Linked DNA regions of Homo sapiens: region 2 is linked to region 1. Evidence: chromatin loops called from intact Hi-C (ENCODE). Cell type or tissue: Caco-2. All regions are shown on one strand. Links, peaks and the distances in the headings refer to the core of each region. The heading gives the core; the rest is flanking DNA.

Region 1 (10,820 bases), core at 4,703-7,202:
CAGCCTCTTCCATGACCGCATCCATGACCCCTTGCAAAGCCAGCTTCTCTTCCTGTGAGGTCTGCCGCTGGCTAATCAGCCTTTTTCCCAAGCCTCCGTTCAGCCTCCTTCTTTGCCTTCTGATCTCAGTTAATGTACACCTTGATAGCCACTTCAATAAGCTGAGTAGCATTCATGCCTGCAAAGCCTTCTAACTTCAGCAATTTCCACTTGATATCTCCCTGGTCTGCCCTACGAATGCCATATTCACCACGCGCTGATTTTCAGCAGCCTCAGGGTTAAATGGAGTGTATAACTGGAATGCCTCACAGAGTCATAAAACTGTATGGGCCTCTCATCTGCACATAGTAGCAGCTCTGAGATTTTCCCCACATTGATTGCCTTTTTCCTGTCATCTCTTAACCCTTGCAGGATTGTCTCTTGTTAGCTCTGTGGGTGCTGAAACTGGGTTGCATCATTTGGATCCCAGTGGTGATCCTCTTCAAGAAATTGGCCCTGTGTATATGCCTGGGCATCAACTGTGCCTGCAGGTGCATTGGCTTCTGGCCAATGGAGGGCTGCCTGGGTTACTCTCTGGCGCTCCTCAGTGTTAAATAGCATCAGGTTGAGCTGTTTCAGTCTGGCCCAGTTGGATGGTGCGTTAGGAAGATAAACTGCATTACATCTATAAGGGCCTAGGGCTTCTCTGTGTCAGAGGGAGTATGATGCTACCAGTTTAGGAGACCAGTGGTTCAAAAAAACTGGTAAATGAAGGTTTGTTCTCCTCCCTGGATGTGGCCATGCTCATTATAATAGGTGGGTCCTCTTCTTTCCCTGAGAGGCATTTGCATAACTCAGGTGCAGCCAGACCAGAGATGGCCTGCCTGATGTTCTGGGCCTTCTCCTTTAACTTCCTGAAGCTCCAATTCCTCCCTCTCCGGTGAGACTGGGGACATGTATCCATTTGAGCTTGACTCCTCAGGGGAAGTTAGCCTTGGTAAAGGGTGGTAGATTGGAACACGTGAGGTGACTGCAAAACTGGCTTTTCTTGCCTTTCCTGTGACTTTGCCTTTGTCTCTTTACCTTCCTATGCCGTTGATTTTTCTTTCACTTTGGGTTTGGCTTGAGCTACAAGCATTTTACAGTATGCTGCCAGACAGGTTTGCAGCCATGCTGGTTGAATTTGAATTCTATTTAGCCATAAATCGATATAGGAGAATTTGTCTGGATGCCCTGACTGTCCTCCAACCGTGGTCATCACCTTAAATACATGGCCAATTGTTTCCCTATCTATAGTGCCTTCAGCCAGCCAGCCAACACTAAAAGAGAGTCATACTATTTCACAGAGAGTTCTTAACATCTGAGGGGTTACCTTGACTCCATAATTCCTCACATAGCCTTTCTTAAAATTTTTTAACGTGCATTCTAATGGGGTGGGTCTCAATAATTTTCTTCCTATTTCCTCCCAGTTATGGCACAGCACACTTGCTCAGACTTTTGCTTCAGACCGAATCCCTTCTGAACTTGGGCATCCATTTCTCCATTTGTCAATCCCCAGGATTTTTACCAGGTCTCTGAGGCAGTGATAGAATCAGGTGAACATCTCAATGTGAGATGCACGTAGAATTGTAAACTTCCTTCCTTCTTTCTCACTCTAGAGGGAAAACAAACTACGTGCAATTGCTTTGAATGACTTTGGGTAAAGTCACAGGGGAGCTGCCTGCTTTTCTGAATGAGCCAGATAGTCTGGGGTTTAAACGCCCTCTAGAGGTTTCTCATTGGTTACTTTGTTTACACCTTACGGAAATGAAGTAGTGGCCCGCAACCAGTTTGAATGGTTGCGGGAGGGGACCAAACAGAGGTACTTTCCCTTTTTCATCTGCAATGCAGTGGAAAGCGGGAATTGGTGGCATGATTTGCAAAGGGAGTAACCTCTGATCCTTTTGTTACTTGATTGTGGAGAGGTGGGATTTTCCTTTTGATTGAGTTCTAGGAAGTGAGTGTGAATCATCCTTAGGTTCCCTGCCTCCAGATCCTGTTCTGCCTCACTCCTTCAGATCTGGGGCATCCCTCTCCTTGCCAGCCTGCCCCTCCCCTTGGCTCCCAGGAGGCTCCTCAAGGCTGTCTTTGATGACTCAGGAGAACCTGAAGTGGGGAAGGCAGCCAGGTCTTGTTTAAATTCTTACAATATATTTTAAGACAAAAGTCTGGCATATCTTGTCAGAGTTTTCTACATAGATTACCTGTCACCTGTGAATTAAGATAATTGTACTAATTTCTTTCTTATCCAGAAGCCCTTTTATTTCTTTCTCTTTTTTTAATTTCACTGGCCAAAACATCCAGTGAGGTATTGCTTCTCACAAGATGGCATTAGCTGTGGGGTCTGTCCACAGACCCTGACCCAAACGACCTATGAATAACTCGTACGCTGAGACACTGATACTCTGTTTTGCCAGTCCTGCTGAGTGTCCGACCGCCTGCACACCAAGAGAGGTTTGTCACTGTGGCTGGCCCTGAGCAGCTTGCACTCCAGGCATTTATTTTGTATAGAATTAACAACAGAAGCTTTGAATAAACACACTTATGGATAATTAACATGGTTGATTGTAGTTCTACTAACGATTAAAACTCAGGTACCATGGTTTAAAGTAAATTCCATTAGGGGGCAATATCTTTGGTCAATCTCACCCTGAGAGGGCCATCTGGCTCAAAGATTAGTTAGTGGAGGTAGGGTAATCAGACTTAACCGGGGAAGCCTCTATTGTCCCTAGTATTTACCCTATGACCTAATGCTCTAAGGTAAGAACCAGCTGCCTTCAGCCTGTTTAATTATTACAAGCTATGTAACATTTTGGCCTTCCAAAAAGGTTTGTAAACTATTCCCTGTTGCTTTCCCTAATGTTTCCCTTTAATATTTCTGGCACCATTCTGAGTGAATCCCAACATTTCCCCGTTTTTGTTTTCGGTATCATGTCTTTTTGATTTCAGATTGCAGATATGTACAGCCATAGGATTGTCAGGTGAGGTGGTCACTGCTCTTATTCCGGCTTTGCATCCTAGAATTAGCAAATAATACAAGACAATTATGAGTACAATTAGCAACATTTGTTTCCAGTCTAAGAGTGACCGGTAGTGTTACCTGGCATCTTAGTTTGGTGAGTACTGTTGCTAAGGAACCCCACTGAGGGTATGTTAACTCCTTCCAGCCAAGCAGTTATGTCATTAGAAGCTGGAAAGGGAGTATTTGTTTAAGTAAAAGGGCTGACAAAAGGCAGATTCAGAAGATGAGCTTAATAGAGTGTAGCAGGTATAGGTAATAGGCAAAGTGAGAGAATTAAAAATGAGTAAATTATTTGGCTTAGCCTTCTGCTTCCTTAGCATAATGTGTGAGGCCTGTGCTGTTCCTGGAAGCCACATTGTTGAGGCTGTGGGTCCTTAGGGTTTTTCCTAGGCTGGCTTGAGTTTTTTTTCTTTCCATCCTTGGATGAGGATACAGTCTCCAGGCTGGTGCTGGTGTACTGGAAATTCTAGGGGTGGTACCTGTGCTAAGAGATCTTTATAATCTTTAAAGAGCAGGATAGTACTTCAAGAAAAACTTGTGCTTCATTTTAATGTCTAGTTTACAGAAAAAAACTGGATACTTTTTTAAATTTAGCCAATATGTTTACATATAGAATTTTTTACAATTAACATTTTACAACTTGCTTAGACTTTCAAAACAAAAATTATACATTTCCTGCATGAATCCCTTTTATAACATTCTTCACGACTTTCACAGACAATTTTTGACATGCCTTAACTTTTTAACTCTGTTTTGTAATCTTCCTTACTAAGGGTGCATTCTTATATTAATAACTTTTTAAATATTTCCTTTTCCTTCTTCCCACTTTCTTTCCTTAGTCTTTCTTTTTGTGTCTCTTTCTGATCTGTTTCTTCTAGTTTCTTTTTAAATCATTCTTTCCCTTTATTTCTCTTTCTAGGGGTGGACATATGCACACATTCTTTCTCATGTTAATAATTTATTTGGACCACACCATTTATTACTGTTCACATTTTTCCATAAAACTGCTGGTTTTATGCCTTGAGAGGTTTTAGCAAAGTGTTTTTCTACAGCTGATTGAAATTTGTCATCTGAATTTAGAAAATTATGGGTAAACAAGGTTTGTGCCAGTAGTGTTGCAGGGTCTTTACCTATATTCCCCTTTTTCTGATTTTTTACTATTGCTTGACCTTTGGAGTTATATGGGATGCCTGTGGAATGTTGAATATTCCACGTGTGATAAAATTGTTGAAATTGTCAGCTGGCATAAGCTGGTCCATTATCAGCTTTAATCTTTGTGGGCTATCCTATAAATGCAAAAGTTAAAAGATGTTTAATGACATCTTGAGTAGACTCTACAGGCAGAGCATGTGCATTAATTAAATGAGTGTTATTATCAATGGATACACACACATATCTTAGTTTTCCAAATTTAGGCATGTGTGTAATATGTTTGCCATAACTGCTTAGGTTCCAATCCTCTAGGGTTAACACTTGTTGAAGGAGGGGACGTGCCTGTGAGCTGGCAATCTGGACATTGTAGGATAATTGTTGTAGCCAGCCTCTGAGTAAGTTGAAATTGTTTAGATAAGTTTCTCCAATTTTGGTGGAAAAATTGATGCGATTGGGTGGCTAGGCCTAGCAGTGATGTCATCACCTGAAGGTCTGCTCGTTCATTGACATAAGCCAATGGGCCAGGCAGTGAGCTGTGGGCTTGAATATGTGTAATAAAAACAGGATGTGTACGTTGGTCCAGCAATTGCCGAAGTCAGAAAAAGAGTACACAGAGTGTGCACCAGAGTAAACTTAATTGAGGCTGTAAAAGTTCTTTAACAAATACACAGAGTAACCTGAGCTCTTTGAGTGCCAGTAAACCTAGATCCAGTGATTGGATTATGTGGTCTCTATTAGACTACTGCTCTTCCATGTTTACCAGACCCATCAGTAAACAGTGTTAAAGCATTTGGTATGGGGGATTGCAATACGGCTTTGAATTGCATTTTACTTAAAGGAATTTTGATGATATCGAGTCATAACTTAGCAATTGACTGCATTAATCATTAAGATGGCAAGCTGAAATAAATAACGTGAAGTTTAAAAAGAAAATCTGAAAGCATCTTTAGAAGCAGAGACTTAAATTATATATTTTAACCATGTGCTTAAAGCCACAGGCAGAATAGCTTAAATGTTGCAATGGAGTTCTCAGGCTGACCAAGTTTATGGACTTTAATCTGGAAAACAGTCTTGAAAACAGTGACTCACTAACTGGGGAACTTAATTTGGGACTCTTTTAGCAAGTATGAATCAAAGACTATCTGTAATCAGTGGGTTAAGACAGTCATTCATGCATGTTTTGGCTACACTTACATATAACTCTTCTTCACCTTTTGAGAAGGGCACAATATTTTCACCTTTTAATTGAACAAATATCATTTAATTAGGTTTAAAGTTCTCCTCTAAGGGTAATGTGTGGTTTTACATGCCTAACTTTTAATTATTCTTTAATTCATGGGCCCTCCTTAATCTCTCTCCCTTCAGAGGCTACTGTTTTACTTAAACTGGATTTGTAGAGCTACCTCGGGGGTAGGAGAGAGATAACAGCAGTGGCTATTATCTGAAAAGAGGTTTTTCAAATTCTTACATTTTACTTAAATTTTAGCAGAGAATTATAATTTGGGATGTCACTTGTAAACAAGGAGCACAGGAAATTTTGCTGTGGGCTGTCTGCAAAGCTAGAGAGTCAGGCAGGTGCGTCCTGGGGCTTTGGCTGCTTTGCACTTGTAAAAGCGCTGCTTTTTGCCTGTGCTGGCTCCCTCCCGCAGGCACCCATTGGCTGTTCCTGGCCAGGGTGGACCCCAGCCTCCCCTTGGGCTGACTTTGTTGTATGTGCCTCTCGCCCCTCCCCTGCAGGCTAGCTCCAATGGTGGCTTAGCTCTTCGTTGCCTCTGCTGCCATGTGGGCGGAGTTTTAGTTTTTTCTCACTGCTTGCTTGGCAATGCAGCTCTAGCTTCTAATGCCCTTTTTTAACCCTTTAGGTATCTGATCGCTTTGCCAATTTTGCGTTACTGGGCAGGCTAAGAGATCTTCTTTTAATTCAGCCTGCTTAAGACGGGAACTGATAACTGTAGTGTATCCTCTGCCTTTTTTCTTATCTATTGGAGGAAGCTCAGGTAAGACCTCCTTTTCCTCTCTGTTAATTCCGCCTGGTGATTAGGGCCCAGGGAAGACGAGGTGATAAGGCAGGTAATGTTTCCTCTTCCTGCCCCTTTTTAGGCTTTTCCGTGTGTGACTGAGCCAGGGCTGCTCTAGTTAAAGCCCATAACGTTAAAGCTGTTACTGGGACTTGCTGCCTTTGCAACTGATGTTTTTAAGATCTCTCCCCACTTGTTTCCCGGAGCTCTATGTCTAGCGTTCCTTCTTCTGGGAACCATGGACTTTGGGATTTAACAGTTTGCATTACAGCAATTTGTCTAGCATGCATGATTAGGTGCCTTAATTGAGCCTGTGAAACTGAAGCTCCACTAGCCTTAAGCAGCTGTTGTAATACTTTTATATAATGTTTCTGCTGTGCTAATAACTGTTGTCCCATGATGAAATCTCAGCTTGAACCAACTTTCCCCAGAACTTGGTAACCTTGAGTGGGCACCAATGACTTACTAGTTACTCACTGACTTGACCACGCGGTTTTTCTTCACCTTTGTTTCCTGGGGGCCCGTCGCATTCCTCAGGCTTCCTTTGCAGCTTTCCTCATGAAAGCGGTCCTTACACTTCCTTCATAGCTTGCCTTACAAGGGGCTCCAACTGCGGAAGGTCTGTTTCTGCAGACCCCTGACTGTCCTCACACAGCTCTCCTCACATGGGGCACCAATTGAGGTATTGCTTCTCACAACAGGGCAGTAGCTACCTGTGTCTGCCCGCAGACCCTGACCCAAACGACGGATGAATAAAATGTACACTGACACACAGATAATCTGTTTTGCCAGTCATGCTGAGTGTCTGACCGCCTGTAAACCAAAAGAGGTTTGTCACTGCAGCTTGCCCTGAGTAGCTCAGACTCTAGGAGTTTATTTAGTGTAGAATTAACAACAGAAGATTTGAGTAAACACACTTGTGGATAATTAACATGGTTAAGAGAGTAGTTCTAGGAATGATTAAAACTCAGGTACCCTGGTTTAAAGTAAATACCATTAGGGGGCAATATCCTTGGTCAAACTACCCCCAAGAGGGCCATCTGTCTCAAAGGTTACTTAATGGAGGTAGGGTAAACAGATCTAACTGGGGAAGCCTGTGTTGTCCCTAGTATTTACCCTATGACCTAATGCTCTAAGGTAAGAAATGGCTGCCTTCAGCCTGTTCAATTATTACAAGCTTTATAACCTTTCAACCTTTCAAAAAGGTTTGTGACTATTCCCTATAACTTTCCCTAATATTTTCCTTTAATACTTCTGCCACCATCCTGTGTGAATCCCAACAATCCAGCACAATGGTGAATAGAATCTGCCAGAGCAGACATTCTTGACTTTTTTCTAGTCTTGGGAATGCATTCAGTCCTATCCCATTAAGTATGATGTTACCTCTAAGTTTTTCATAAGTGTTCTTCATGAGATTTAAGAAGTTCCCTTTTATTCCTAGGTTGCTGATATTCTTATTAGAAATAGATATCAGCTTTACCAAACTCTTCTTCTATGTCTATTGAGATGATTCTATGTATATATAGAAATTTTAATTATTCTAATTGGCTTATTACAGTGATATAATTTTCAAAAGTTAAACCAACCTTGCATAACTGGTATTTACCTGTTAGTTCTTGCATTTATCTTTATATTGGCCTGCAGTTTTCTTTTTTTGTAATGTTTCACCCGTATATTATAGAGCTAATTTTTCCCTATTGCTGAGCCAAACTTCTTTTTGGTATTGTACTCAATGCCCCCCAAATTATGATGTTTTTTTCTAGGTCTGACAGGAACAGCAATATTCCCAGCTCTGTAAGACCTCCAGGGATTGTTCCTTCTACTCTTTTTAGTTAGCTGGTTTCTCAGACCTAGGTAATTTCCTCACATGCATGTGCAGATCACTACTCATCTAAAGACTCATGGGGACCCTCTCTGTACAGTCCTCTCCTGCCCTTCGAAAGCTAAACTCATTGGCTTCCCTGAACTCATTTCCTTTTCCTCAACTCAGTTGCAAATGAGCTTTGCCTGGATTCTTTCACCTGCATCATGGCCTAGAGCCTCTCTTCAGGCAGTAAGCTGGGGCAGTCTTAGAGTCTGGATCATTTCTTTGTGTTTCTCAAGGATCACTGTCCTTCTTTGACTAATGCTCAATGTCTTGGAAGCCATTTTGAATATTTTGTTTATTTCTCCAGGTTTTTCAGGCAGGAGTGCAAATTAGTTCTCTGTTATTCCATGGTGGCCAGAGTAGAAGCTCAGGATGCTGCTTTAAAAAAAAATTTTTTTCCAAAGTCTTTAGTTTTAATTAGTGGAAATAATGTGCTATAAAGGGCTTACTTTATCTTGGCTGCCCCTATTACTATCAAATATATAAGTATAAACATACCAGAAGGTTTCTTAGGCAGATTAAGGGCAACTTCAAAATCTCACAAGGAACATAATGTGAAATAATGAATCGTTATAAGTATTTCCTTTACAATGAGGAAGAATACAGGAGTGCTCACAATTACTGCCTTTATTTAGCTGGTAAATAAAATTTATTTTAGCCAATGCAGTGTGATAAGAAAAATTAGTAAAAGATAATATTTGAGGATTGAAAAGAAGGGAACAAAGCATATTCATGAAATATCCACAGATAATATCATTACCTATTTTTGAAACTAAAAAGATTTATAGATAAAATATTAGAATGAGTTTAAAGTAGTAAACGGGCTAGGTTTAAGAATGATATTTACAAAACATTGGATTTAGCTTAGTCAACAATATCAGAAAATGTAATACCCCCCAAATTGTTTTATAATGCCTAGAAAAATATTATTTACCTAGAAATAAATGTAAAAATGATTTGTTAACCTTTTATGGAGAAAATTATTTTGTTGAAGACACAAAAATGTGACATAAGTCAATGACAAGGTATACTAATGAGTAGGAAATCTCAAAATTAAGACAGTAGTTGGTGAATATACAGAAAAATATACCATTGGAACAGAACAGAGAGAGTAGAGACAGACTCACGAATTATAAGAAAATATCTTTGTATTAGTTTGTGCTATGGTGTGAATCTTTGCATCCCCCACAATTCATATGTTTAAATCCTAATCTCCATGGTGATGGCATTAAGAGATGGGTCTTTGTTGAATGATTAGATCATGAGGGCTCTACATTATGTATTTTGTTAGAAAAGTTCAGACTAGACAGACTATTAGGGGTAATAATGTACCACAGACTATATGGCCTACACAACTGAAATGCATTATCTCATCGTTCTGGAGGTTCTAAGTCCAAGGTCAAGATGTCAGCAGAGTTGGAACCTGTTGGTGCTGTGAGGGAAAGATCTGTTCCAGGACTCTCTCCTTGATTTGTAGTTGGCCATGTTTTTCCTATGGGTCTTTGCGTCATCTTCCCTCTGTGTCTGTCTCTATGTCTAAATTTTCCCCTTTTCTAAGGATATCAGGGGTATTGGATTAGGGGCCCATCCTACTGCAGTGTGATCACATTTTAACTAAGTTTATCAAGAAGAAATGTATATCCCGATAAGGTCACATTTTGAGGTACTAGGGGTTAGGACTATAACATGTGAATTATGAGGGGACACAGTTCAACCCATAACAATCTTATGTTGCAAACCTGGCAGTACAGATCAGTGGAGAAAAAATGAACAATTCAGTCAGCATCACTGGAGTAATTTCTTATCTATATGCAAAAAATAGAAAGTGATACCTACTTCAAGCTATATACAAAAAATTATTCCAGATTACATACTTGAATGGTAAAAGCAAACATTTGCAATTTTTAGAAAACAACAGAATACATCCTTTGAAAGATGTTGTAATGACATAAAAAGATTAATAAACTTGACAACAATAAAATGAACAACTCCTGTTCTTTATGACACCTGAGAATAAAAAATCAAGAAGAAACTCAGAATACATGTTTAACACGTATGATGAATAAGCAATTTATGTCTACAATATTAAATTACTTCTAGAATTAATACTAAAAAGAAAAATAATCCAGTAGAAAAATTTGCAAAACACTTTGGAAGGCAGAGGCAGGCAAATCAGGAGGTCAGGTGTTCCAGACCAGACTGTCCAATATGGTGAAATCCCATCTCTAGTAAAACAGTACAAAAATTAGCCAGGCGTGGTGGCATGCACCTGTAGTCCTAGCTACTTGGGAGGCTGAGGTGGGAAAATCACTTGAACCCGGGATGTGGAGGTTGCAGTGAACCGAGATCACACCACTGCACTCCAGCCTAGGGGACAGAAGAGACCCCTTCTCAAAAAAAAAAAAAAAAAAAAAAAGACATAAACATTTTAGAGCCTGAAGCATGAAAAAGGAAAAAGGGTTCAATTCCATTAGTAATTAGAAAACTACTGTTGAAACCCTCAATAAGATGCCCTATTACACCCACAGAATTGGCAAACATTAAAATATGGATAATACCAAGCTTCAAGCTTTGATGAAGACATAGAATAATGAGAACTCTCATTTCTCACTGGTTGAGGTGCAAGGTGGTACAACCATTTTGTAAAATAATAGGGCAATATCTATTATAATAAGGGAGATTATGCATTTTCTTCTTCTTGTTCTACTATTGCCTCATGTTTTCAAATATTTATTGCTCAAAT
Region 2 (10,820 bases), core at 4,440-6,939, 72 kb after region 1:
ATTCATGAAATATCTGCATCAGAATAATAGTCCATTTTACTTCTCTTTTCTAGAAGTAAATGATGACTCCCACAGATTTGTGGGGCAGTTCTGTTCCTTTGAGGCCACGTGTAAGTACCACCAATGGACCTGATACCCGGAGAATCTAGTTCCATTTTAGACAATGAAGCTACCTAGCTATCTTGTGCAAGCCATCTCTTAATATATCCGTAGAAGAAACCATAGAATAGGTTTCTTCACTTACAAATGTTTATTCGGCATTTATGATATGCCAGGAGCTTTTCTAACATAGAGACTTGATGTTAGAAGACACAGCCATGCTCTTGTGGAACTTACAATCCAGGCTGGAGGCAGGGGAGAGTATAGTCTTTAAATATGCATAAGTGTAGTAGGGAAGGACGGGTTTAGTAGTAAACATGTAACTAGAAAGCCAGGCTCAGTTCTTACCTCTTAGAATCAGAACTCTTTATGAAATGTGGTTGACAGAATCTGCTATCTGGAAGATAAATGAAGGACTTTAATAAAATTGTCATTAGAATATACCTAATCTATATGGATACTTTATTGGAAATAAATAACCCTGATATATATGAATTGAGGCAATGGCTACACTAAAGAATGGAATCAGTCTCTTTGTTTAGTGACTAGCAAGGTATCAAAGTAAAGTCTCAGACAAATGGCTTTCCTAGGCTACCTTTCATCATTGTTACGCAGAAAAGGAAATCTAGAGAATCAAGTGGACTGGCCTTGGGGCCTCTGCTATGGAAATAACATTTGTTGTGCCTCCTTTCTCCTACTCTTTCTCACTTCCTCATCATTATTGAAGCATGGCACAGGGCAAGGTGTTGCATGTGAATCTGGTTATAAGTTCAGCATTTGGTGTTTGCCACTGCTATCTTAAAGGGTCACGGGCATTCCAGGGGAAGTGACCACTAAGGTGAGGACTGGAGAGTGAGTAGGAGTGAGCCAGACAAAAAAAGCGGAAAATCTAGATGATGGAAAGGACACATGCCATGCACTATCATTAGAACTTTCTATTTGAGCGCTTATATTACAATTCTGAATCGCTGATCTTAAAAACAATTACACTTCATGATCAAAAGGTGGCCTCCTTTGGCTCTGGTCTTCCACTCTGCCATTCATATTTGCCATTGGAACTCTGCTAACATGGTGAAACCCCGTCTCTACTAAAAATACAAAAATTAGCTGGGAATGGTGGTACATGCCTGCAATCCCAGCTACTTGGGAGGCTGAGGCAGGAGAATTGCTTGAACTGGGACCTGGGAAGCAGAGGTTGTAGTGAGCCAAGTTCACATCACTGTAGTCCACCCTGGGCTACAGAGTGAGACTCTGTCTCAAAAAAAAAAAAAAAAAAAAAAGAAAGAAAGAAAGAAAGAAAAAAATTGGAAGGCAGAAGGAAATGTGAGTGCAGAAGAGAAGAATGTGATGCGATGATGATGAAAGCAGAGAGATAAAACATGATGTGATTCAGAGACCCAAGCTAAGGAGTGAGGACAGCCTCTATGATCTGGAAAAGGCAAGGGAGCTGATTTACCCACATTGCCTCCAGAAAGAGCTGGCCCTGCCAACATGTCGGTTTTAGCCCCATAAATCCTATTCTGAACTTCCGACTGCCATAAATATAACACATTGTGTTGCTTTAAGTAATCATATTTATCATAATTTGTTATAATGACAAAAGAAAACTAATACATCATAGACATAAGAATCATCTTGAAAATTTAAAGTTAAGCTTTAAATTTGCAACTCAACCTAGCAACCCCTTGTGATAAAAAGCAAGTAAGAAAACCAAATTTTCACTCCTAGCCACAAAATTTAATTTAGCTGAGCATCTCAAAGCTCCTCAGAGGGTACTCAGAATAAAAAGCAATTTTTTTCATCAAAGAAGTCATCTTCATTTAAGAAAGTGTTGCTATAAAGGGTTATCTTGACACTAATGATTGGCATTGGGTGATTTTAATTCTGAGATGTCTGTCACCATAAATGAAATTATGAGACCATAGGATTGAGCTTCTAATTTTCTGTAAGAATACAGAGGAAGAGGAGGGTAAAAATGTTAAGGGTGAGCTTAAATAATACCCAGATCCTGGATAATCAGGTGTCTTTTGTGCTAATGTACATCATCATATTTGTGTTTGAATTAATGATTTTCTACTGATAAGATTTGAAATGGACAGTGGAACTAATCAACAATATTTCTTGGGGATGCATTTCCACTGATGCCAGCCACAAGGTCAAATCTTAAACCCAACATTTTTCAGTGCCTGTAGGATTTTCTCACTATTATCTGCCGCATGAGCATAAAATGGGATTTCTTTCTGAGAAAGATAACTTTCAAGATGATAACCAATTTGCGACATGTTGCCTTGGTTTCTGTGTTTGGGGACAGTATAACCCATTCTCAACTCACTGGACTGTCCCATCACAAGCCAAGAGACAAGCTGTGCCTCTGGACCCAGCACACCAAATCCTAGAAAATCCTGGATGCAGCGTTCAATATATTTAAAGCTCCTCTCATTTTTCCCAAAGGCCCAGTGTTCATTTACAAGACCTGCATGTGAAACACCTAAGAACATGTTTGAAAAGTTTCCTTCCCTATGAAGAAAAAAAAAATTACCTTTATTCAGCCAATATTATCAAACACTGAAATTCCAATAACACCATTCCTTTCCTTAAGGATCCTACAGCCTAGAGGAGGCAATAGCTGTATTACAACTACCTTTTCTATTCCTGCTTCAAAATGTTTCCAAATAATTGGTGGGGGAACACCGTGTTTTATGGTGTATTTAATAGCAGACAGATAATATGATATGTTATAGGACATCTCAAAATGTCCCGTTAAGTATCCTAAGGAAGAAAATGAACACGTCTTTAAAAGAGTGAGGATATAGACCAGAGAAGCCCTCCACGTGGCTGAATTTACTTGAAAGATGCGTGTATGAAATCATGTGCATTTTGAGTTCTACTCCACAAAATATCTAAATATACAAGATAGTAATTCGTTGAACAGATATTCCAATCAAACATATTTTACAGGAAGATGAGAACAATGCTGATCTTACATCTTCATGTGTCCCAAAGCCTGTCATCACATACCCAGAAACGCAGTTTAAGAAGCTGCAATATAGGAAAAAGAATACTAAATTTTTGGTACTAACCTTTGGGATTCTAATCCTGATTATTTTCTTTTGGAAAAGTTATGTAAGACTCAGTTTTCTTGTTTGTAAAATTATAGTAATATCCTCTGTAAATATGGAAATAGTGAAAGAGAGAAGATCTCCAGGAATTTTTGCCCCTCTCCAGGGAGGAAGACTTTTGAGAAGTTTGTCAGTTTCAGAGTCACTTCATGTTTGCCAGTGGGTGGGTAACAGAACGCTAAGTTTTCTATGGGTGATGCTTTGTTTTTGCTCACTTCCATGCCTAACCTGATCCTGGGCTTGCTTCCTGAAAGATCTCAAGTACGCTTTCCTGCACCCCTCTCCTGTGGATAGCCAAACCTAGAATGGCAAGATATAAAGATATCCATGCGTAGGCTTAGAGGAATCACCTTAGGGCAGGTACTTCATGCCAGACTTCCAGAGTTATACTACTAAATATAATTTAATCCCCATTTATCATTGTTCCCTGTGTATATGTTCCCCTTAACAATCTCATGGGAACACTGGTGGGGCAAAGCAGTATTTGAAGACTGTTAACTTTTCTGGCTAAATCAAACATATCTGTGAATGTGTGTTTAAATTCTATTTATTTTTTCAATTAGTAACAAAATTATTAAGCATAAATGGATTACTAGAGGAAAGCAAATCTCTCTTCTTTCTCTGATCTCCTATTACCCAATTACTTTCTCTAGAAGCAACCACTAATACCAATATATTTTGTACAAGTTTCCCATAAATCTATGCAATTTTAGATATGTACATACATTTGTTTATTTTCACAAATGGTAGCATACTATATACATTGTTCTATCCACCTCATGTTTTTTTACATAGCAAACTATTTTGGAAATATTTTCTAATCTGTCATGTAGAGCTGCTTCATTCTTTGTAATGGCTTCATAGTATTCTAATGTTTTAATGTACCATAATGATTTTTTCTATTTCCCCATTACTGGATGTTTAGGTTGTTTCATAAGTTATGATATCACACATTAAATTTATGAAAATCTTACCATCCAGTTTAGAAATATCATTCATTTATTATGCATAGTCTTTGACTCAACAGTTTTAATTCTGGTAATTCATCTTTCAGAAATATTTATACAACTGTTCAATAATCTATTTATGATGATATTCATTTCAGAAAGTGCCGTAAATTATGTGTACATATTGCAAAAATAAATACATAACTCATATGGAGTACTAAAAGCATACATATCAGTGTCAAAATTATTTACACCTAGCAGGGGAACCCAAGAGGACAGATTTTATTTTTCATTTTGTATGCTTATATACTTTCTATAAGCATGTAGCATTTTGTAAGATATAAATAGTTTCAGTAAACATTTTTTGATGCCACCATGATGTCCATTGCCCTCTCCGAAGGACTCTTGTGAGCTCTAAGTGAAATAATATGCATAAAGACCTTGTCTAATGAAGGCTCTGTTCATGCTCAGCACACAGTTCCTAACGTGACGCCCTTTCTTTACCCATGCAATTTTGTAGCCCATCATAATTTAGTCTCAAATTCTACACTTCCAAGTACAGCCTTTGTGGCAACTCAATAATTCTATCAAGGAATTTGGGAAGTAAAACGTAAAATCTCACTTCTTATCATCACCCATTTTAAATAACCCCATATTGTCATTACTTGCAGTCTTGTGTTTCTTTGGTAATTCCGGTATAAAGAGCATGGTTTTCATGTAATCTACCTGCACTGATTTTGAAGTTGCAACCTTTCTTATTGCTTCATCCAAGCCCTCCTGTCAACCTGGAGAGAGGAGAAAGACAGGTACTGCTTTATACCTTCCATATCAGCTAGGAATAAACCACGCATCTTTTCTTTTAACTCAGACTAGTTAGATTGGATCTGGAAAGTTTGCTCCCAGTTGATAACCTCGGAGCGTGACCTCCTCTAAGTTGTCAGGAGCTTTGGTGAAGATGTGGTAAGAGTTGGTGTAATGATCCCAGTCATTTTTTATCTCCAGATACAACAAATATCATACATAGCCCTACAATTACAAAATACTCTTGCATAGGCCTAGAATACTAGAGATTAACTTGTTTGAAACATTCTGTTTTTCTAAGATAGGTGTAGAAAATGGCCTTGCAGTCGCTCCAAGAATAACTCACTATTTATACACTGAAGATAGTGTCTTTCTTTTAGGGCACTAAAGTGAGCTGCCCTTGAGAGGGTGAGTAAATAGCTCCATTGTCTCGAATGGGAAGTGTAACCAAAATGGTGTATGTTAAGGATTTAAAAGAGAAGGTGCCTAAGGTATGGAAAAAATATAAGAAACAGGTTTGGCAAGGCTCCGGGTTTTTGGCAAGGTGACACCTGAGCTAATCCTAACCCAGGAAGGACTCTGAGGCTGGCTCAGTGATTGGCTCTTGGAGTACATGTGAATAGATAAACTTTTGGAAAGAACTAACATTCCAGAGCCAGATAGTACCTAGAATAGACAGCTTGGTCTGGCTCTACATGTCTGCCTACCCTCTGCTGATGACACTTCCACTTGAGAGTCCTCGCAGGTGAAAACACTTCTTAATCACTTTCAGCCATAGAAGTCTAGGTTGGGATGTAGTCCTATGATCAGAATTTTGATGGAATAGACTGAGTGCTTGGAATCCTAATTTTATTTACACATCCAGGGTTATTGATCACTGGATCTAAGTTCAAGCCTTATCTCACTGCCCTACCCTCTCTCCCAAACAGCCCTTCCAAAACCTGCATACGTCAACAGTGTCAACATTCTTCTCACCACTCCTCAGTTTCAGTTCCCTCATTGCCACACAGAGAATGTCTGGAGAGTGACTGCCCTGGTATTCAGTAACTATTGCTCCTACCTGGTTCTGAGGCTGAGTAATGATGATCTGGTAATCTGTCCAGGCATCTACCATCACCTCCATTTTGAATGGGTTTTTATGTTTTATGTTGAAAATGGTGCTGTATGCCTATAATGCAACAGAACAAAACAGTAGGGGATGAAGTTTTTCTCCAATGTAAAGTCTTATATGAGGCATGGGAAATAAGGACAAGAAGCCTAGGAGGACTTAGGATGGGGCCAGTGCTTCCAAGGTGGTTCATTGGGCTACTCATTGAGAGTTATGTTGCAAAAGGGACCAATAAGCATCCACAAAAATCCATGTTAACACCCGAATCATTAGGAACTGGCTTCCCTTATATTCATTCATTTTTTAAAAATTCATGCCATTTCACATTGTAATTGTGAAATGTGTGAAAAGTTCACATTGTAAATGTGTAGCAGATCTTTAATGGCTTGGTCAACACAAAATATTGGCTACAATCAATTACAGGTGGTAATATATCCTGAAAGATTAAAATTAGAAAAAAAAGGTCCAGAACCATCAGGGCCATTTGGGGCTAAAACCAGGATGGCCACCTCCTCCTCAGCCGAGTGAGTGCTGGAGGAGGGAGCCTGAAACTAGGCTCACTGTGACTCATTTGTGGCACCCATTATTGCCCAACCTGCAGTTCACTATGGTGAAGGAGCAATTCAGACTCACCCTGCAGCATCCCGTCTGGGTCAAACAGTGGCTGCTCCCTAAGGAATAGTTGGGGGCGCTACATAAAGTAGTTTAAAAACTATTGTAAAAAGGACATGTTTCACCAATGTTCTTTCCTTAGATTCTCCAGTGTTTGTAATTCATAAAAATTCCAGCCGATGGGGCATGCTGACCAACTTAAGAGCTGTCAATGCAGTAATTCAACCCCTGGGGGGCTCTCTCAACTGGGTTGCCCTCTCTGGCCATAATCCCCAAAGATTTGCCTTTAATTATAATTCATCTGAAGGATTGCTTTTTTACCGCTCCTCTGGCAAAACAGGATTTTGAAAAATTTGCTTTTACTATACCAGCCATAAATAATAAAGAACCAGCCACCAGGTTTCAGTGGAAAGTGTTGCCTCAGGGAAGGCTTAATAGTCCAACTATTTGTCAGACTTTTGTAGCTCAAGCTCTTCAACCAGTTAGAGACAAATTTTCAGACTATTATATCATTCATTATGTTGATGATATTTTGTGTGCTGCAAAAACCAGAGACAAATTAATTGGCTGTTACACATTTCTGCAAACAGAGGTTTAAAACACAGGGCTGACAATAGCATCTGATAAGATTGAGACCTCTACTCCTTTTCATTATTTCAGAGTGCAGGTAGAGGATAGGAAAATTAAACCACAAAAAATAGAAATAAGAAAAGACACATTAAAAACATTAAATGACTTTCAAAAATTGCTAGGAGATATTAATTGGATTTGGCCAACTCTAGGCATCCCTACTTATGCCATGTCAAATTTGTTCTCTGTCTTGAGAGGGGATCCAGAATTGAATAGTAAAAGAACATTAACTCCAGAGACAACTAAAGAAATTGGATTAGTTGAAGAAAAAATTCAGTGAGCACAAGTAAATAGAATACATCCCTTGGCCCAACTCCAGCTTGATTTTTGCTACTGTGCATTCTCCAACAGCCGTTATCGTTCAAAACGCAGGTCTTGTGGAGTGGTCCTTCCTTCCTCACAGTACAATTAATACTTTTACATTGTACTGGGATCAAATAGCTACATTAATTGGTCAGGCGAGATTACGAATACTAAAATTGTGTGGAAGTGACCCAGAAAAAATCATTCTTTCTTTAATCAAGAAACAGGTTAGAAAAGCCTTTATCAATTCTGCTTCATGGTAGATTGGTCTTGCTAATTTTGTGGAAATTATTGACAATCATTACCCAAAAACAAAAATCTTCCAGTTTTTAAAATTGGCTACTTGGATTTTACCTAAAATTACCAGACATAAACATTTACAGAATGCTCTGATGGTGTTTACTGATGGTTCCAGCCATGGAAAAGCAGCTTACATCAGGCCAAAAGAACGAGTCATTGAAACTCAATATTACTCAGCTCAAAGAGCAGAGTTGGTTGCTGTCATTTCAGTGTTACAAGGTTTTAATCAGCCTATTAACATTGTATCAGATTCTGCATATGTAGTACAGGCTACAAAGGATGGTGAGACAGCCCTAATCAAATATAGTATTGATGATCAGTTAAACCAGCTGTTTAATTTGTTACAAAAACACTGTAAAAAAAAGAAATTTCCCATTTTATATTACTCATATTTGAGCACATATTAATTTACCAGGGCCTTTAACTGAAGCAAATGAACAAGCTGACTAGCTAGTATCATCTGCATTCATAGAAGCATAAGAACTTCATGCCTTGACTCATGTAAATGCAACAGGATTAAAAAGTAAAATTGATATCCATAAAAACAGCCAAAAAATATTGTACAACACTGGACCCATGTCAAGTCCTAAACCTGCACACTCAGGAGGTAGGAGTTAATCCCAGAGTTCTATGTCCTAATGCATTATGGCAAATGGATGTCACACATGTACTGTCGTTTGGAAAATTGTCATTTGTCCATGTGACAGTTGATACTTATTCACATTTTGTATGGGCAACCTGCCAGACAGGAAAAAGTACTTCCCATGTTAAAAGACGTTTATTATCTTGTTTTGCTGTCATGGGAGTTCCAGGAAAAATTAAAACAGATAATGGGCCAGGATACTGTAGTAAAACATTTCAAAAATTCTTAAATCAGTGAAAAATTACACATACAACAGGAATCCCTTATAATTCCCAAGGACAGACACTAGTTGAAAGAACTAATAGAACACTCAAAGCTCAATTGGTGAAACAAAAAAAGGAAAAAGACAGTAAGAGTATAACACTTGGTGAAACAAAAAAAAAGAAAAAGACAGTAAGAGTATAACACTCCCCAGATGCAACTTAATCTAGCACTCTATACTTTAATTTTTTTAAACATTTAGAAAAATCCGACAAGTACTTCTACAGAACAACATTTTACTGATAAAAAGGACAGTTCACATAAAGGAAAACTGATTTGGTGAAAAAATAATAAAAATAAAACATGAACAACAGGAAAGGTGATAACATGGGGGAGAGGTATTGCTTGTATTTCCCTAGGAAAAAAACAGCTTCTAGTTTAGATACCTACAACTTACAGAAGAAGTTGCCATCCAGCAAGGAAGTGGAGCCACTGACCTGGGCCCAGTTCAAAAAGCTGACACAGTATACTGAAAAAGCCTGAAGAAAACAAGGGTAATGTGAACTCCAGAGAATATACTGCTTGCAGCTTTGATGACTGTATCAATGGTGGTCAGTCTCCCCATGTCTTCAGGAGCAGCTGCAACTTATTATACTTACTGGGACCATGTGCCTTTCCTGCCCTTAATTCGGGCAGTCACATGAATAGATAGTCCTACTAAAGTATATGTTAATAATAGTGCATGGGTACCAGGCCCCACAGATGATCGTTGCCCTGCCAAACCTACAAAAAGAAGGAATGATGATAAATATTTCCATTGGATATCATTATCCTCCTACTTGCCTAGGGAAGGCACCCAGATGCTTAATGCCTACAACCCAAAATTGGTTGGTAGAAGTACCTACTGTCAGTGCCACCAGTAGATATACTTATCACATGGTAAGTCGAATGTCACTCGGGCAACAAATAAATAATTTACAGTATTCTTCTTATCAAAGATCATTAAAATTTAGGCCTAAGGGGAAGGCTTGCCCCCCAAAAATTCCCAAAGAATCAAAAGACCTAAAAGTCTTAGTTTGGAAAGAATATGTGGCTGATACTGCGGTGATATTACAAAACAATGAATTTGTAACTATTACAGACTGGGACCCTCGAGGCCAATTATATTATAATTGTATGGGCCAGACTCACTCATGTTCACAAGCCCCATCCATCTGGCCCATTAATCTGGCCTATGATAGTAATTTAAAAAGCTGGACCAGGTTTATAAAAGGTGAAAATCACCCTATCCATTAAAATGGAGTAAAAAGAGAATTTCCTCACCTCGACCAAAGTTAATTAGTCCTGTTACTGGTCCTGAACATCCAGAATGATGAAAGCTTACTGTGGCCTCGCACCACATTAGAATTTGGTCTGCAAATCAAACTATAGGAACAAAAAATCGTAGGCCATATTATACTATTAACCTAAATTCCAATCTGACAATTCCTTTGCAAAGTTGTGTAAAACTCCTTTATATGCTAGTTGTAGGAAACATACTTATTAAACCAGATTCCCAAATTGTAACCTGTAAAAACTGTAGATTGCTTACTTGCATTGATTCGACTTTTGATTGGCAGCACAGTATTCTGCTGGTGAGGGCAAGAGAGGGCGTGTAGATCCCTGTGTCCATGGACTGACTGCAGGAGGCTTCCCCATCTGTCCATCTTTTAGCAGAAGTATTAAAACGATTTCTAACTAGATCCAAAGGATTCATTTTTACTTTGATTGCAGTGATTGTGGGTCCCATTGCAGTCACAGCTACTGCTGCAGCTGCTGGAATTTCTTTACACTCCTCTGTTCAAACTGCAGAATACGTAAATAATTGGCAAAAGAATTCCTCAAAATTGTGAAATTCTCAGACCCAAATAGATAAAAAATTGGCAAACCAAATTAATGATCTTAGACAAACCGTCATTTGAAAGGAAGATAGGCTCATGAGCTTGGAATATCTTTTTCAGTTACAGTGTGACTAAAATACATCAGATTTTTGCATTATACCCCAAGCCTATAATGAG

The links. Peaks named below come from ENCODE experiments on the same cell type or tissue, not always from the same donor. Only the 100,000 strongest peaks of a DNase experiment are listed, where the experiment ranks them.
Region 2: it touches region 1 in a loop (7-fold over the local background); 2 of 110 quality-filtered maps call a loop at or near these places.

The regions. Positions count from the first base shown.
Region 1 is chr11:58,921,641-58,932,460 of GRCh38, forward strand. It overlaps a transcript of GLYATL1 not described here. Among named protein-coding and RNA genes, the nearest start is that of GLYATL1, 12 kb to the right of the region's middle. RefSeq lists an enhancer at 5,727-6,241. In Caco-2, for the core only: no CTCF peak of the experiment used is centred there; DNase peaks (open chromatin) are centred at 4,732, 5,921 and 6,721; H3K4me3 peaks cover 1,030 bases.
Region 2 is chr11:58,993,556-59,004,375 of GRCh38, forward strand. It overlaps GLYATL1-AS1 (GLYATL1 antisense RNA 1), which reads right to left. Exons shown (of 6, transcript NR_033853.2): 4 at 448-496. It also overlaps the pseudogene GLYATL1P1 and the pseudogene LOC100287485. Among named protein-coding and RNA genes, the nearest start is that of GLYATL1, 59 kb to the left of the region's middle. In Caco-2, for the core only: no CTCF peak of the experiment used is centred there; DNase peaks (open chromatin) are centred at 5,076, 5,536 and 5,946.